Regions from separate parts of the Homo sapiens genome. Here region 1 is linked to region 2. A link is a contact called in ENCODE Hi-C or POLR2A ChIA-PET data. All regions are on one chromosome and are shown on one strand. The core of a region is the stretch at or near the end of the contact, and the rest is flanking DNA. Distances in the headings are between cores, read along the strand shown. Region 1 overlaps NMNAT2 (nicotinamide nucleotide adenylyltransferase 2). Region 2 has its middle 20 kb from the start of LAMC2.

The links. A loop is a pair of places that touch in the nucleus more often than their neighbours do. ChIA-PET counts read pairs that join two places held with the same protein, here RNA polymerase II (POLR2A). Pooled maps may share reads with other maps.
Region 1: a map of PC-9 shows a loop between it and region 2 (6-fold over the local background). The contact joins two enhancer-like sites. A Hi-C loop is called at or near these places in 1 of 168 maps with a recorded cell type or tissue (PC-9) and 4 of 50 pooled maps. POLR2A ChIA-PET finds 5 or more read pairs at or near these places in 4 of 52 experiments (AG04450, BJ, MCF 10A and 1 more).

Annotation. Positions count from the first base shown.
Region 1 is chr1:183,269,879-183,276,887 of GRCh38, reverse strand. The region is part of intron 8 of NMNAT2 (nicotinamide nucleotide adenylyltransferase 2); the gene reads left to right. Among named protein-coding and RNA genes, the nearest start is that of LAMC2, 87 kb to the right of the region's middle. Within about 2 kb of position 4,392, at least 3 of the 41 ENCODE cell types and tissues checked have a DNase peak (open chromatin) inside an H3K27ac peak, as active enhancers do; they include PC-9, where a contact is called at or near this core.
Region 2 is chr1:183,163,067-183,170,248 of GRCh38, reverse strand. No RefSeq gene overlaps it. Among named protein-coding and RNA genes, the nearest start is that of LAMC2, 20 kb to the left of the region's middle. Within about 2 kb of position 5,733, at least 6 of the 41 ENCODE cell types and tissues checked have a DNase peak (open chromatin) inside an H3K27ac peak, as active enhancers do; they include PC-9, where a contact is called at or near this core.

The DNA of each region.
Region 1 (7,009 bases), core at 3,143-5,642, 110 kb before region 2:
TTCCTAGAGGTGAAATTTTAAACCTCCTTTCAGTTCTTAATTAAGTGGCTTAATTAGCTTTTGCTTTCCTGGCTAATTCACAAGGAGCTATGAAAGTCAAAAGTAATGCGGGCAAAGTTCTGTACAAGAGCTCATCAAAGCTCTTTCAAGAATCCAGGCAAATCTGGGCAATTGCCGGAGGCCCCATTTTATTGCGGAGGCCTGGGCCGTCCTGGAGGAATTTAGAGGGACGAGGTCAGCAGCTGTGGCACAGCCTGGAGTGCTGTGGAGGAGGAATCCCTGGGGGCTATTTACTAAGTGTGATGGGTGAGGAGCCTCCTCTCAAGGGCAGACCCAGGCTTCCTGGAGCGTGAAACTTACACAATTTGGGGCCTTGCTGCAGGCCAATCCCTCTCTTCTCCTCCCAGTTAGATTGCTGACTTAGATCACCGGTCCTCTAACTTCTCTCCAAAATGGCTGGTCTTGGTGTTGTCAGATACCAACATTATAGGACCAGGGAGAAGAGCCCCAGGTCTCTCCTTTTCTGATTGGTCCCTGGTGCTGAGACCAGGGTTGGTTGGTTAAGACAGAAAATCTGAGAAACTAGTAGCTGTTGATTTACCAGGGATGTGACAGCAGAGGTGGAGTGAACTCACTGGGTCAAATATGTTCCCACTTGACTACTTGGCAAGTCCCAGCCCCAACCCTCTTCCCTTTCTGGATTCCCCAGGGAGATCATAGAATTTCTGTCCCATCTGGGTGGTTGTGGAAAAAGGGGAGGGATTCTCCTATCCCATTTCCAATCCCCATCTGAGATGGATGACTTTGGAACATCCCCTGGAAGCCAGGGACGGGTGAGATAATGAACCAATAGCAAGATCAGGTGACCAACTAGTCCCCGTTTCTGCAAGACTTACCCGGTTTTAAAACTGAAATACTAGGCTGGGTGCGTATTACACCTGTAATCCCAGCACTTTGGGAGGCCGAGGCAGATGGATCACGAGGTCAGGAGATCAAGACCATCCTGGCTAACACGGTGAAACCCTGTCTCTACTAAAAATACAAAAAATTAGCTGGGCGTGGTGGCGGGCTCCTGTAGTCCCAGCTACTTGGGAGGCTGAGGCAGGAGAATTGCTTGAACCTGGGAGGCAGAGATTGCAGTGAGCTGAGATCACGCCATTGCACTCCAGCCTGGGTGACAGAGCAAGACTCTGTCTAAAAAATAAAATAAATAAAATACGGAAATGCTCATATCCTGGGATCTCCCTCAGTCCTGGGTTAGCCATCCTGGAGTCCCAGGACACCCATCCTAGCTATGCTCAGAGAGTACCACGTCCCAGGCCAGCAGGGACCCCACATCTAGTTTGCCCAGGGTGGTGAGAAATCCAGTCCCCTGCAGAGGCAGCAGAAGGATTTGGGTGAAGCAGACTCCCAAGCTTGCTTCAGAGGGCTTTCTAGAGCCTGGAGCAGACCTGCTTCCCCACCCTGCCAGCCAACTGCTCAGTCCCCTGCCTCAACCCACAGCTGATCTGCGAGGTCCTTAGAATCATTGAGTCTGAGACAGGGAAAAATTTCAAGAAGCTGTTTCCTCACATAATGAGTGTGAATCTCAGTCTATGACAGAGGTGTGCCGGAAATATCATGTTAATGTATTTAAATCAAATTAACATTCCACTCCAAATCCCTATCCCACAGGGTAATTTTAGTCTCAGCCATTATTAATTAGCAGACCTGAAAGGCTCTTGCACACCCCGAACATGAGGACAGGACTTCAATCTCAGTTCACCATGGTCACCACAGACATCTTCCCTGTCCAAGCCTTTGTGGTCCCTTGAAGTCAAAGGTGCCCTGCTCCACACCCACCTGGGGCAGGAACTCCTGGCTGAGTCTGGAGGCCTCGTGCTGGGCCCCATTGTGATCACCAGGCCCGTTCTCCTCTGAGGTTTTGCCCCTAGTGTGCTGCCCAGGAGAGAGGAGGAGTGGGCTCCACAGACCTCTAGCATCTTCCTATTGTAGGGAAAGTTGGTGGGAGGGCAGCAGAACCTGTTCTTTGTTCTTTCTATCCCCAAGTCATCTTCCCTATTTTCTCTCCCCGCTTCAGGACATCTAATGAAATGTCTTTTTTTTCTTTTTTTTTTTTTTAGAGACAAGGTCTCACTATGTTGCCCAGGCTGGTCTCGAACTCCTGAGCCCAAATGATCCTCCCACCTCCGCCTCCCAAAGTGCTAGGATTACAAACCTGAGCCACTGCACTAGGTTCAAAATTTCTTCAATGAGTTTAAAGGCATTGACTTCAGGCCAGGCGTGGTGACTCACGCCTGTAATCCCAGCACTTTGGGAGGCTGAGGCAGGTGGATCACCTGAGGTCAAGAGTTCGAGACCACCCTGGGCAACATGGTGAAACCCCATCTCTACTAAAAATACAAAAAATTAGCCGGGCATGGTGGCGGGCACCTGTAATCCCAGCTACTTGGGAGGCTAAGACAGGAGAATCGCTTGAACCCGGGAGGCAGAGATTGCAGTGAGCAGAGATCGTGCCATTGCACTCCAGCCTGGGTGACAGAGCAAGATTCTGTCTAAATAAATAAATAAATAACAAATAAATAAATAAAGTTATTGACTTCAGAGCATTCTGGTTTTGTCCTGCAAATTCCTCCTGTAAAAGATCTGGCTGTCTGCTAGAAATAGAGCTGGCCAGCCAGGCGCAGTGGCTCACACCTGTAATCCCAGTGCTTTGGGAGTCTGAAGTGGGTGGATCACTTGAGGTCAGGAGTTTGAGACAAGCCTGGCCAACATGGTAAAACCCCATCTCTACTAAAAGTACAAAAATCACCCAGGCGTGGTGGTGCATGCCTGTAATCCCAGCTACTCCGGTGGCTGAGGCAGGGGAATTGCATGAACCCAGGAGATAGAGGTTGCAGTGAGCCAAGATTGTGCCACTGCACTCTAGCCTGAGTGACAAGACTCCAAAAAGCAAAAAAGCAAGAAAGAAGGGAGGGAGGGAGGAAGGGAAGGAAGGAAGGAAGGAAGGAAGGAAGGAAGGAAGGAAGGAAGGAAGGAAGGAAGGGAGGGAGGGAGGGAGGGAAAAGAAAGGAAAGAAAGAGAGAAAGAGAGAGAGGAAGAAAGAAAGAAAGAGGAAGGAAGGAAGGGAGGGAAAAAAGAGAGAAAAAGAAAGAAAGAAAGAGAAAGAAAGAAAAATAGAGCTGGCAGAGGAGGGTGTAGGCAGCACAAAATTACTTAGCACCTCAGTGAATTAGTCCACTGCTCTTATTTGGGGAAGGTTGGATCTCAAGGTCTGGAAAAGGAACATCTTTCAGGAGTGGATACAGAATGAGCCCTGCTTATTGTACTAGCAAGTTCTACCATCTGGGGTTTGCCTGGAAACGCCCATTTTAGGAATTTCAGTTCCTAACCATGAGACTCCTGGAAGCGAGATATGTGAGACCTGCTTCTGTTTCAGGTTTCATTCGTTTGCCCATTCATTCATCCCTTTCTCAGAGCACATTTCTCTTTATTATCGGGTGCCCCGAGTGATACTTGTTGACCACAGACTTTGCTTGGAGACCATGAGGCCAAAACCCTGAAATCTGCTGTTAAAAGAATAACTTCAGCTGAATTACATTTAAAAGAGTTTAATTGAGCAATGAACAATTCACGAATCAGGCGGCATCCCATGCCAGAGTAGGCTCTCAGACTCCAGCGCAGCCATGTGGTAGAAGTTTTATGGACAGAAAAAGGAAGGTGATGTACAGAAAATGGAAGTGAAGTACAGAAACAGTCTTATTTGAACACAGTTCGAACAGCTGGCTACATTGATTGGCCAAAACTTGGTAATTGGCACAAATGTAAGCTAAAGCCTGTTTACACCTCCACTTGTTATAGTTCACCATGTACACAGAGAAATCTTTAGGCCGAACTTAAAATATGCAGGGAGGCAGCTTTAGGCTAAACTTGATTTAACACTGCCCATGACTGGGGACAGAAGGGCAGGAGGGAGATCAAAGCTTTTTCTAGGAAATGTCCTAGGCCCCGGCCCCGCACTCCAGCCTCTCATATCTTCTCCAAATATCTTCAGAAACAAGGCAGGAGGGATGCCACTGGTTCAAATGGGTCTGGGGAGAAAGCCTGAAGGGGCTGTGGAGCAGCCCGGCCTCCAGCCAGGCTGGAACCGGCTGAGACCGTCTGTTGGACAGCAGGACTGACAAGGCCTCCTCCAGCACCAACACACACTCTCTACTGAGTCAGTTTTGCTCTTTCTTTCACTTTGGATTCTTGAACCAAAGCTCTCCATCCAGAAATCTAATTATATGACTAATGGGATGACCCCATCCCCACCCCAAACACATCCCTTGTGGCATTTCCCATTAGGCACAAAGATCCATTAGCCCACAGCAAATTCTGACCCTCTCTGACCAGTGACACACCCTTCCCCTTACATTCCATGGAGAAAAAATTCCATACATAGTCATCGAGTTTCTCTCAAGTGTAATAGAACAGAGTGGCTGTATGGGAAATCAAGATCCAGACTTCTGGACCAGCCTCGGAGATCAGAACCCAGCTCCTGCCACCCCACTGCATTCCCGAGTTCTTTATTGGAGAACTAGTCTCTCCCAGGAGACCTGCTCCTTTGCTTTGCTGCATCCTGACACCAGCATCAATGCAGGCATCCAGGCATGGATCAGGGACTGTGGGAAGCCAAGGCCAGAGGCTACAGGGTCAACCATGGGCAGATTTGTGAAGCAGAAGGCATTTGCACTCACTCCTCTCCCCAAAACAAAACCCGTTGTGTAGGGATCCGATGCTGCCAGCTGCTTTGTCCATCACTGTGCCCAGCAGGCAAATTAATTCTGATTCAAGGCCAGGTGTGGTGGCTCATGCTTGCAATCCCAGCATTTTGGGAAGCTGAGGCAGGTGGATCACCTAAGGTCAGGAGTTCAAAACCAGCCTGGCCAACATGGTGAAACCCCATCTCTACTACAAATACAAAAATTACCTAGGCGTGGTGGCAGGCTCCTGTAATCCCAGCTACTCAGGAGGCTGAGGCAGGAGAATTGCTTGAACCCGGGAGGTGCAGGTTGCAGGGAGCCGAGAGAGCGCCACTGCACTCCAACCTGGGTGACAAGAGTGAAACACCATCTCAAAAAAAAAAGAAAAAAATAATTCTGATTCAAGCATTCCTTTCTTCAATCAATCTTTCAACAAATGCTTATTAAGTGCCCAGGATAAACGTAGCATGTATTTATCCTTGAGGCACTTGCAGTCTAAAAGTATCTTACTTTTCATTATAATATTTCTTTATACTATATTAACTATAACATGTGAAAAGTTTAGAAGAGTTCCTGAACCTAGTAAACATTCCATAAATGTTGGCCGTTATTCACTTATTTTAAAATATTTATTGAGCACCCAGCCATGTGAGAAAACAAAGTAGACAAAGTACCTGACCGTGCACTTTGCTTTCTGTGGGAGGGGGTGGCCCTTGAGCTGGGCTTTGAATTGTGAGCAGGACTGGGTTAAGTAGGTGGAAAGAGAAGAGCTTTTTAAGGAGGGAAGAGGATATAAAAGATTCGGTGGGGGGAACAAGACCTTTGGGGAGATGGTTCTGGTTGGTTGAAATAGGTGGATCCTGGTATTTATTTGGGAAGGTATTAACTTTTGAGCAAGCAGCAAAATCATTAAGTTTAATGATTACATGTATTAGCTGCTCTCAAGAGTATTTGCATTTCAAATGAGCAAGAGTCAATATTTAACCCAAAAGAGTAAAAACTTGGGGATGGAACATCAGCCACCAGAGATGGCCACTGAGGGAATTGTTTTATCTTTTTTTCTTTTTGCGCTCCTCAAAGCCCAGCATTCCACAGGCTGGTTCTAATTGGCTGTATCCTACATTTTTCCAGCCAACCAGCCGTGGGCTAACTGCTTCCTACATCCATCAGCTATGGGAAAACAACCAAAGAAAATAAACAGAGGAAGAGCCTCGGGCATTAGCCACTCCAGAAGAAATCCCAGGGCCCCAGGATAAATGGAACAAAGACAAACTTTGGCTATTCAGGCTCAGATGGTTTTTATCAGACAGTCCAGCTCCAGCCAGGAAGCCTGATGGACTCTTGCACCCCAGGGATTAGGCCCCCACACTGATACGACTGATACCAAACGATACCAAATTACAGTCTCAGGGGAAGGAGGCTCAGCTCCTGCCAATGGGGGATTCTGGCTGTTCTCATGTGAAAGGCACTGTTGGTTTGGTTTCCAGGCTGTTGACTTGAGTCTGGAATCCCCTGCCTTCCCACACCCCCAGTTAAGTTGGCAGTGGGAGTGGGGATGATTTCATCTGGGAAGCCCCTCTTAAGAATGGTTCTCTCTCTTTTTTTTTTTTTCATTAAGAGGGCCATCCTGGAAATGCATTTCCACCTGCTGGACTCTGACCTTACTGGTTTCCTCCCAGCCTTTCCTCCAGAGAGTGGCAGGGGCTACAGCAAGGGTGGAGGATCCTTTACTGAAATGGAGGGAGCATGTTTCAGAAGCTGCTCATATACTGCATGGCTTTTGTCACAAGTTCTCTCTTTGCATCTTTTTAAACTCATCCAGAAGTATACTAAAATTATAATACTCTAAGGGTGATACAGAGTACCCCAGCCTCCCAAGTAGCTATGGTAAGCTGGGGGAAAAAATAAGGTAGAATGTATTTTCAACTAGAAATACTTCTTTAACCAAAAAAGTTTCAAGGCCAGGTGCAGTGGCTCACTACTGTAATCCCAGAACTTTGGGAGGCCGAGATGGGTGGATCACGAGGTCAGGAGATCGAGACTATCCTGGCTAACACAGTGAAACCCCGTCTCTACTAAAAATACAAAAAAATTAGCCGGGCGTGGTTGCGGGTGCCTGTAGTCCCAGCTACTTGGGAGGCTGAGGCAGGAGAATGGCGTGAACCCGGGAGGCGGAGCTTGCAGTGAGCTGAGATGGCGCCACTGCACTCCAGCCTGGGCTACAGAGCGAGACTCTGTCTCAAATAAAAAAAAAAAGTTTCAAG
Region 2 (7,182 bases), core at 4,484-6,983:
CATTTAAGGCGCCATCTTGGAAATGGTGACCCAGACCTTACCAGGCACCAAATCTACCAGCACCTTGACCTTGAACTTCCCAGCCTCCAGAACTGTGAGAAATAAATTTCTGTTGTTTATAAATTACCCCATTTCAGGTATCTGTTATAACTGCACAAAACAAACGAAGATATCTTCACTGTCCCCTGGGAGACCCACATTCACCAATTTAGGCAGTTAAAAAGAGTCAGGGTAGTTTTTATTCCCTATTTTTCACATTCTTTTTTTTTTTTTTTGTGATGGGAAGGAAATTTTATGGCAGCAGGTGTTAACTAACTCACTTCAGTGTTTGCAAACTTTGAAAGCCATAAACTTATTTTTAAACTTTCCATCAGCTGGGATGCATTTATCTGCAAGTAACAGAAATCTCAACTGAAAATGTTATTTATAGCTGGACGCGGTGGCTCACGCCTGTAATCCCAGCACTTTGGGAGGCCGAGGTGGGCGGATCACGAGGTGAGGAGATTGAGACCATCCAGGCTAACATGATGAAACCCCGTCTGTACTAAAAAATACAAAAAATTAGCCGGGCATGGTGGTGGGCACCTGTAGTCCCAGCTACTCGGGAGGCTGAGGCAGGAGAATGGTGCAAACCTGGGAGGCGGAGCTTGCAGTGAGCTAAGATCGCGCCACTGCACTCCAGCCTGGGTGACAGAGTGATACTCCGTCTCAGGAAAAAAAAAAAAAAAAATTGGTATTTATAATAAGCACATTTATAGGCTTACATACGGAAAATTCTGAGGATGAGTGGAAAATAGAGTTAAATTACCCTGTAGTTCAATAATATCATCAAGAATACAAGTTCTATGTTTCTCTTCCATCGTCCACTTCATCTGAAGGCTTGTTCCCCTCATAGTTGTAGACTGGGTGCCAGTAGCAATTAAGGTTGGATGCTTCCTTATTTTTGTAAACAGGAGAGATCATACCCTTCTCCCTCAAACTCCAAACAAAAATCTTTCCTGATTGAGCCTATCATATGCCATCTCCAAACCTGTAATTATCACCAGGAAAAGGCTTTATGCTGATTAGTTTAAGCCTGGGTATCTTAATCACTGGCAAAAGGGATGGCATACTTATGATTGGCTTAAGTCAGAGGTCAGAAAACTATAGATGCAGGCCAAATCCTGCTTGCCAGATGTTTGGGGGAAGTTTTATTAAAACACAGTTACGTCTTCCTCTAAATATTGTCTGTGGCTACTTTTACAACAATGGCAGAATTCAATAGCTCCAACAAAGACCATGAAGTCCCAAAAGCCTCTACTATTTGCTATCTGGCCCTTTACAGAAAAAGTTTGCCAAGCCCTGGTTTACCTTAACATGGGTCTACTTTGGACCTATGTTTAATCCCCCAAACTATGATACTGCTACCCAGAGAGGGAAAGTTTGGACTCGGTGTGGATCTCCTCCCATGTCAACCTAAGGTTGCTTTTTCTTTTGTTATTTCCTAAGCAAAGCTGAAAAAGAACTGAGCACACAAACTTCAGAATGAAAGCCTTTACTTTTGTAAGTCCATTGACTGATCTGCATTTCTCTCTTACAGAGTGATGAGTATCTGTTCCTGACATTGATCTGTGTTCCAGTCTTGGCTGTATGTTGTTTTGTTGCACTGATTTGAAGTTATTTGTTAATTCCATGGAACCGGACTACCCAAACCATCTGCCAGATCTTCAACCCACCAACAGTGTTAGATGGAATTCCCCAGAGTCCTGCTGCAGTCATAGAAGAAACATCATCCCTAAAACCAGGGCACTGCTTTGCAATGCCTGTCAGTCAGTCTCAGGCAGAATGGCTCCTCTCCACGTTTACATCAATGATTTTCTTTTCTTTTCTTTTCTTTTTTTTTGAGATGGATTCCTGCTCTGTCAGCCCAGGCTGGAGTGCAATGGCACGATCTTGCCTCACTGCAACCTCCGCCTCCCAGGTTCAAGCGATTCTCCTGCCTTAGCCTCCCAAGTAGCTGGGATTACAGGCATGCACCACTACGCCCCGCTAATTTTTGTATTTTTAGTAGAAATGGGGTTTTGCCATGTTGGCCAGGCTGGTCTCTAATGCCTGACCTCAGGTGATCTGCCCACCTTGGCCTCCCAAAGTGCTGGGATTACAGACGTGAGGCACTGCACCCAGCCTCACATCAGTGATTTTCCAGGTAAGTGATTTCCTGTCCAAACAGCAATCTGAACTTTCTTTTAAAAATAGCTTTTCTCATTTACTTGTATTATGACAAATGCAATGAATGTCCATTGTGGAAACATTAGAAACACAGATAACCAAAAAAAAAAAAAAAAAAAATTGTTACCATCCCACACTCCCAGGGAACTTTAAAAGCAAACAATGTGTTCCGGAGGTGAAGTCTTCCCTCCAAGTGGTCTGAACTAGCTTTGACTTTTCCAGCAGGAAGTCATCATGGAAGATTTCATTTTTTAACCCCCTATATTTATGAAGTTACTGAATGGGCCTATTCCTTGACTAGCCTTTCTGAGAGTCTTTATTAAATTGTGAACTTTCTGACTGTTTAAAGAAATTTATGGAAAAGGGCAGGGTTTGAGAAGTTGCTATTTTTAATAACTTATTGTTATGTACATCTTTTAGAGTCTTATGTACATCTCTTTCAAACATGAAAGAGAACCTATTTCTCTTCATTTGGACTAGTACATCCAATTCCACCTCGTTTTGTAAATAAAAGGGAGCCAACTTTTCTGAAATGTAGGGTTGGGAAAGTATGCTCAGCTTCACAAATCCTCACTTAGGCACACCTGTGGGTTTACTAATGCTCATTATCGAAACCACTTGAAAATGCCCCAGTGCTGGTTTGTTTCCAAGACATCAGATGGGAACAACATTAGTTTTACAGCTAGAATTGACTATAGGATGGGATTCAGTATCATCCAGGTCCTGCGGTGATCGGAGTGTAGGATGTGGGCCAACGCTATAATTTTAACCAGGCCTTACTTCATAGAGTGGCACTTTTCCCCTGCTCCAAGCACCCACCTCCACATCTATTATTTCTTGATGGAGTCTACACAGTACAGCTGACATCATGGGTTGTAGTAAACTTGACCATTCTTAGACTAAGGATAATCCTGCTTAAAGAAAGTATGAGCCTCTGAATACCTGGAAGAGAAGTGAATGAGGGAGGGAAGTAGACCAATGACAAAGGTTAAAAGCACACTGGCTCTGGGGCCCAGGCTGTCTGAATTTGAATCCCAGCTCCATCCTTACAGGCAAGGGATCTTGGGCAAGGTCCTTAACTTCTCTAGGTCTCATCTTCTTCATGGATACAGTAATGCTAATAGAACCCTCCTATTCCATAGTGTTGGCTGCTGTGAAGGAGAAAGGCAATACATGGGCTACATATTACATAATACTATGTAAGTATTAGCCTTATCATTATGGGGGCAGGGCAGGGGAAGGGGGAAGCACATCCAGAACAGAGAAGCTGGGAGCTCTGAAACATACTTCTCTTCACAACATCGCCTGCTGCATGATCCATATTTACAGGGTTCCAACTACCCAGAACTGCGCAATTCATGATTAGACTTTCTGCATCAGGCTGACTCTGTGAAAGCAGGGGTGGCAGGTTGGGTGGGGTGGGTGGAGTGTTCTCTTTCAGTCAAGTAATTTTTTCCTTAAACAGGTTTTTTTTTTTTTTTTTTTTTTTTGCACAGCTATAAATTTACAGAAGATTGAGAATATAATGGAATTCCCATAAATGGCACATTCAGTTTCCCCTATTACTAGGGGAATTACTAGCATCCCACATTAGGAATTTGTTACCATTAACAAACCAATATTGGCACATTATTATTATTAAAGTTCATATTCTCGGCTGGTCATGGTGGCTCACACCTGTAATCCCAGCACTTTGGGAGGCTGAGGTGGATGGATCACGAGGTCAGGAGTTCAAGACCAGCCTGGCCAACATGGTGAAACCCTGTCTCTACTAAAAATACAAAAATTAGGTGGGCATGGTGGTACGCAACTGTAGTCCCAGCTACTCGGGAGGCTGAGGCAGATAATTGCTTGAACCCGGGAGGCAGAGGTTATGGTGAGCTAAGACTGTGCCACTGCACTCCAGCCTGGGCAACAGAGTGAGATTCCATCTCAAAAAAATAAATAAATAAATAAATAAAGTTCGTATTCTCTTCATATTTTCTTCAGTTTTTACCCAATGTCCTTTTTCTGTTCCGGGGTTCCATCCAGGATATCACGTTACACTTGGTTGTCACCTTAGACTCCTCGTGGCTGTGACAGTTTCTCAGACTGTCCGTGTTTTTTGACGGCCTTGATAGTTTGGAGGAGTAATGGGCAGGCGTTTTGTAGAACATCCTTCAGTTGAGGTTTGTCTGATGTTTTTCTCATGATTATAATAGAACAGGGTTACTAGTTTTGGTGAGGAAGACCACAGAGGCAAGTGCCATTTTCATTTCATTGTGTCAAGAGTACTTCCCACTGTTGGGGTTACTCTGGAGCCCCTGGGTGAAGTAGTTTGTAGTGTTGCCCATGGTAACATGACTCTCCCCGCCCTTTTCAATACTGTGCTCTGAGAGGAATTCGCTATGTGCTGCCCACACTTAAGGAGTGTGAGTTATCCTGCATCTCCTTGAGGGCAGAACATCTACATAAATTATTTGTAGTTCCTCTGTAAGGGAGATTTGTCTTTTCTCCTCAAGTAATTTTTCCCATCTAGTCTTTACTTGAATGAATTATTTTATTTTCACTGAACACCAACTAAAAAATAGTCTAAAGCCAATTCCCCCAAATTGATGGAATTTCCTGTAATTATTAGTATTTGGAGTGTTCTTAAGCCTGGGCATGGGGGAAATATGACAAAAACAAGGTTTCTAAAACCTGACTTAATCTTCTAGTTGAGTGTCACAGTGGGCAGATCCGGAATTAGTAATTCCTTGCTAACCCTATACGGAAAGGCCCGAAAATGAATAAGGACTTAAAAATAAAATGAGTGGGATGGTCAAAACCAATATAAATGAATTGCTGTGAGCCAAATGGAAAAGCATCCTTTGGCAAGTTTCAACCAGTTACCTCTGCATGCCCTGAGAATGTGCTTTTGGTGTTCCAGGCCACTGGGCGCCCTTTGTAGGCAGGCATCCTGCCCCTCCTCCAAAAGGAGGCAATCTCCTAAAACATGCCTCTCCTAAGACACAGATGTTCAGACTGTCCTAGAATTAACATGCTCTTAAAAATCATACACATACACACACCCTTTTATTATTATTATTATTATTATTTTTAGAATAAAAGCCATGTCTTAATTAGAATAATTTGCTGGGTAACCAAAAATCCACTTGAACTTTTCCTTGGAGAGACTCCTTCCTTGTAAAACTAAAAAGTATATGCTTTAGGGTTGCTCATTTGAAAGAAAATGGGAGAAGATTATTGTTGGATCAGCCTGTAGTTTTTATATCTGTTTGGTCAGATCAAAATTAGCCACCATTATCTTCACCCCATCAGTATATTTTTTTTCTCTGAAAGCAATTCAAACTTTGTTCCCAAAGCATGAACTTACAGACATAGGCTAGTGTTGTACATTTCTCCAAAGTTTGCCTCCAGAAGAAAAGACCTCTAATGTGCCAGCAGGTTCCTTGCACCCGCCCCCACCTTGGGTCAGGCACAGCCCAGTTGCAGCATTCCAAGGCTCTGACACATCTCCTTGGAAACCCACCCATTGCCTGGTATATAGCAACCTGCATTCCCCAGTGGTAGAGGCCTTGATTCCTGTCTTATCCTGTTCTTCTGTGCTTTCATACACATCTGAGGACAGGCCTTCATTTTGATCTATTATCTCAGGCCATTAAAATGAGCAGAAGGAAAAAAGTCCTTGAACAGCTCCAGTGTAATTGTGGTGAAGATTCTTAAAAAGAATTCTCATGGCCATTTCAGAGCCTCCTCAGTTTCCCCATTTCCTACAAATGCAGCAAATGGAGAACTGCCTTCATTACACAGAAAGTTCAGGGAAGAACATGTTGGTGTTGCAAGTGGTTTCTGGCCAACTATACCCCTGCTAACAGTATTTTTCTAAAGTATGGCACTTCATTTCCAGATTAGGCACACTCACACCTTCATTTAACAAATTAGGTGTCCTCAATGTGTCACCCACTATCTAAAGCATGATTATTATGATCTTTCTGGAAGATTTTGGATCTTGTTCATTCTTAACCATTATTTTTATTCAGCACTATAGTTAATACAGACAGTATAAGTCAAAGTTTTGCTCACCCTTTGCTCACTTGGAATTTTGGAAATCTTTGTTTATTTTTTTAAATGAGATTATTGATATGAGCTTATATTCTTGAGATATTTTTCTTTTAATTAACTCAATTGCTCAGCGGGGAGAGTGGTGGGTGGGATCCAGTCAATCTAAGGGCTTTGATTAATGTTTTATAGGTATGTAGTTTCCAAATTCTTTGCCTGCAGAGGTACACTAAAAGAATGCTAGTTTGCAGAATGCACATGGAACCACAAAAGGAAATACAGTAATCTGATATTTGGTTAGAGTAAATCAGATATCCCTATTTAAACCATTGGCTTTACAAAAATTACACAAGTGTACTTCATCAACCCCAAGCATGCACGCTAGTGTTCATGTGGGACTCAAACCCACCCTTTTGTATCAAGGAGTCTCATCAAGTGTCCATCATGTGTCTGTGTGCAGGATGCAAAGAGCCAGGACATCCATGAGTCACGATGTGTCATTCATGGCCTATGGGCTGACAAAGTGAATAAATATTTCGTTAGGCTTTATTTGAGAAATAAAACTTCAGGACAATGTACTGAAGTGGCTTCAACTGGGACAGGATTGAAAGAGAGAAAAGTGTGATTACTTAACCAAACAAATTATCTAGTAAAACACCTACTTCAGCTACTCACTACTGTGATCACATCTAGATGGTGCCATTTCAATCACGTGTACTTTTTCCACAACCTCAGTTTCAAGCACCCCGTCTCTAATCACCACCGTTGATTCTTGAAGCTCAGTCACTCGAGTGCCCAGACTTTAATAATATCTCAACCCTCTGGAGCCTACGATCCATTGAACCTGCCACCTTTGCACTTCTCCCACCTTCCTTTACCATCATAGCCCTCCTAACCCATTTTAAATTCCATGGTTAGTCATTAGAATCCATC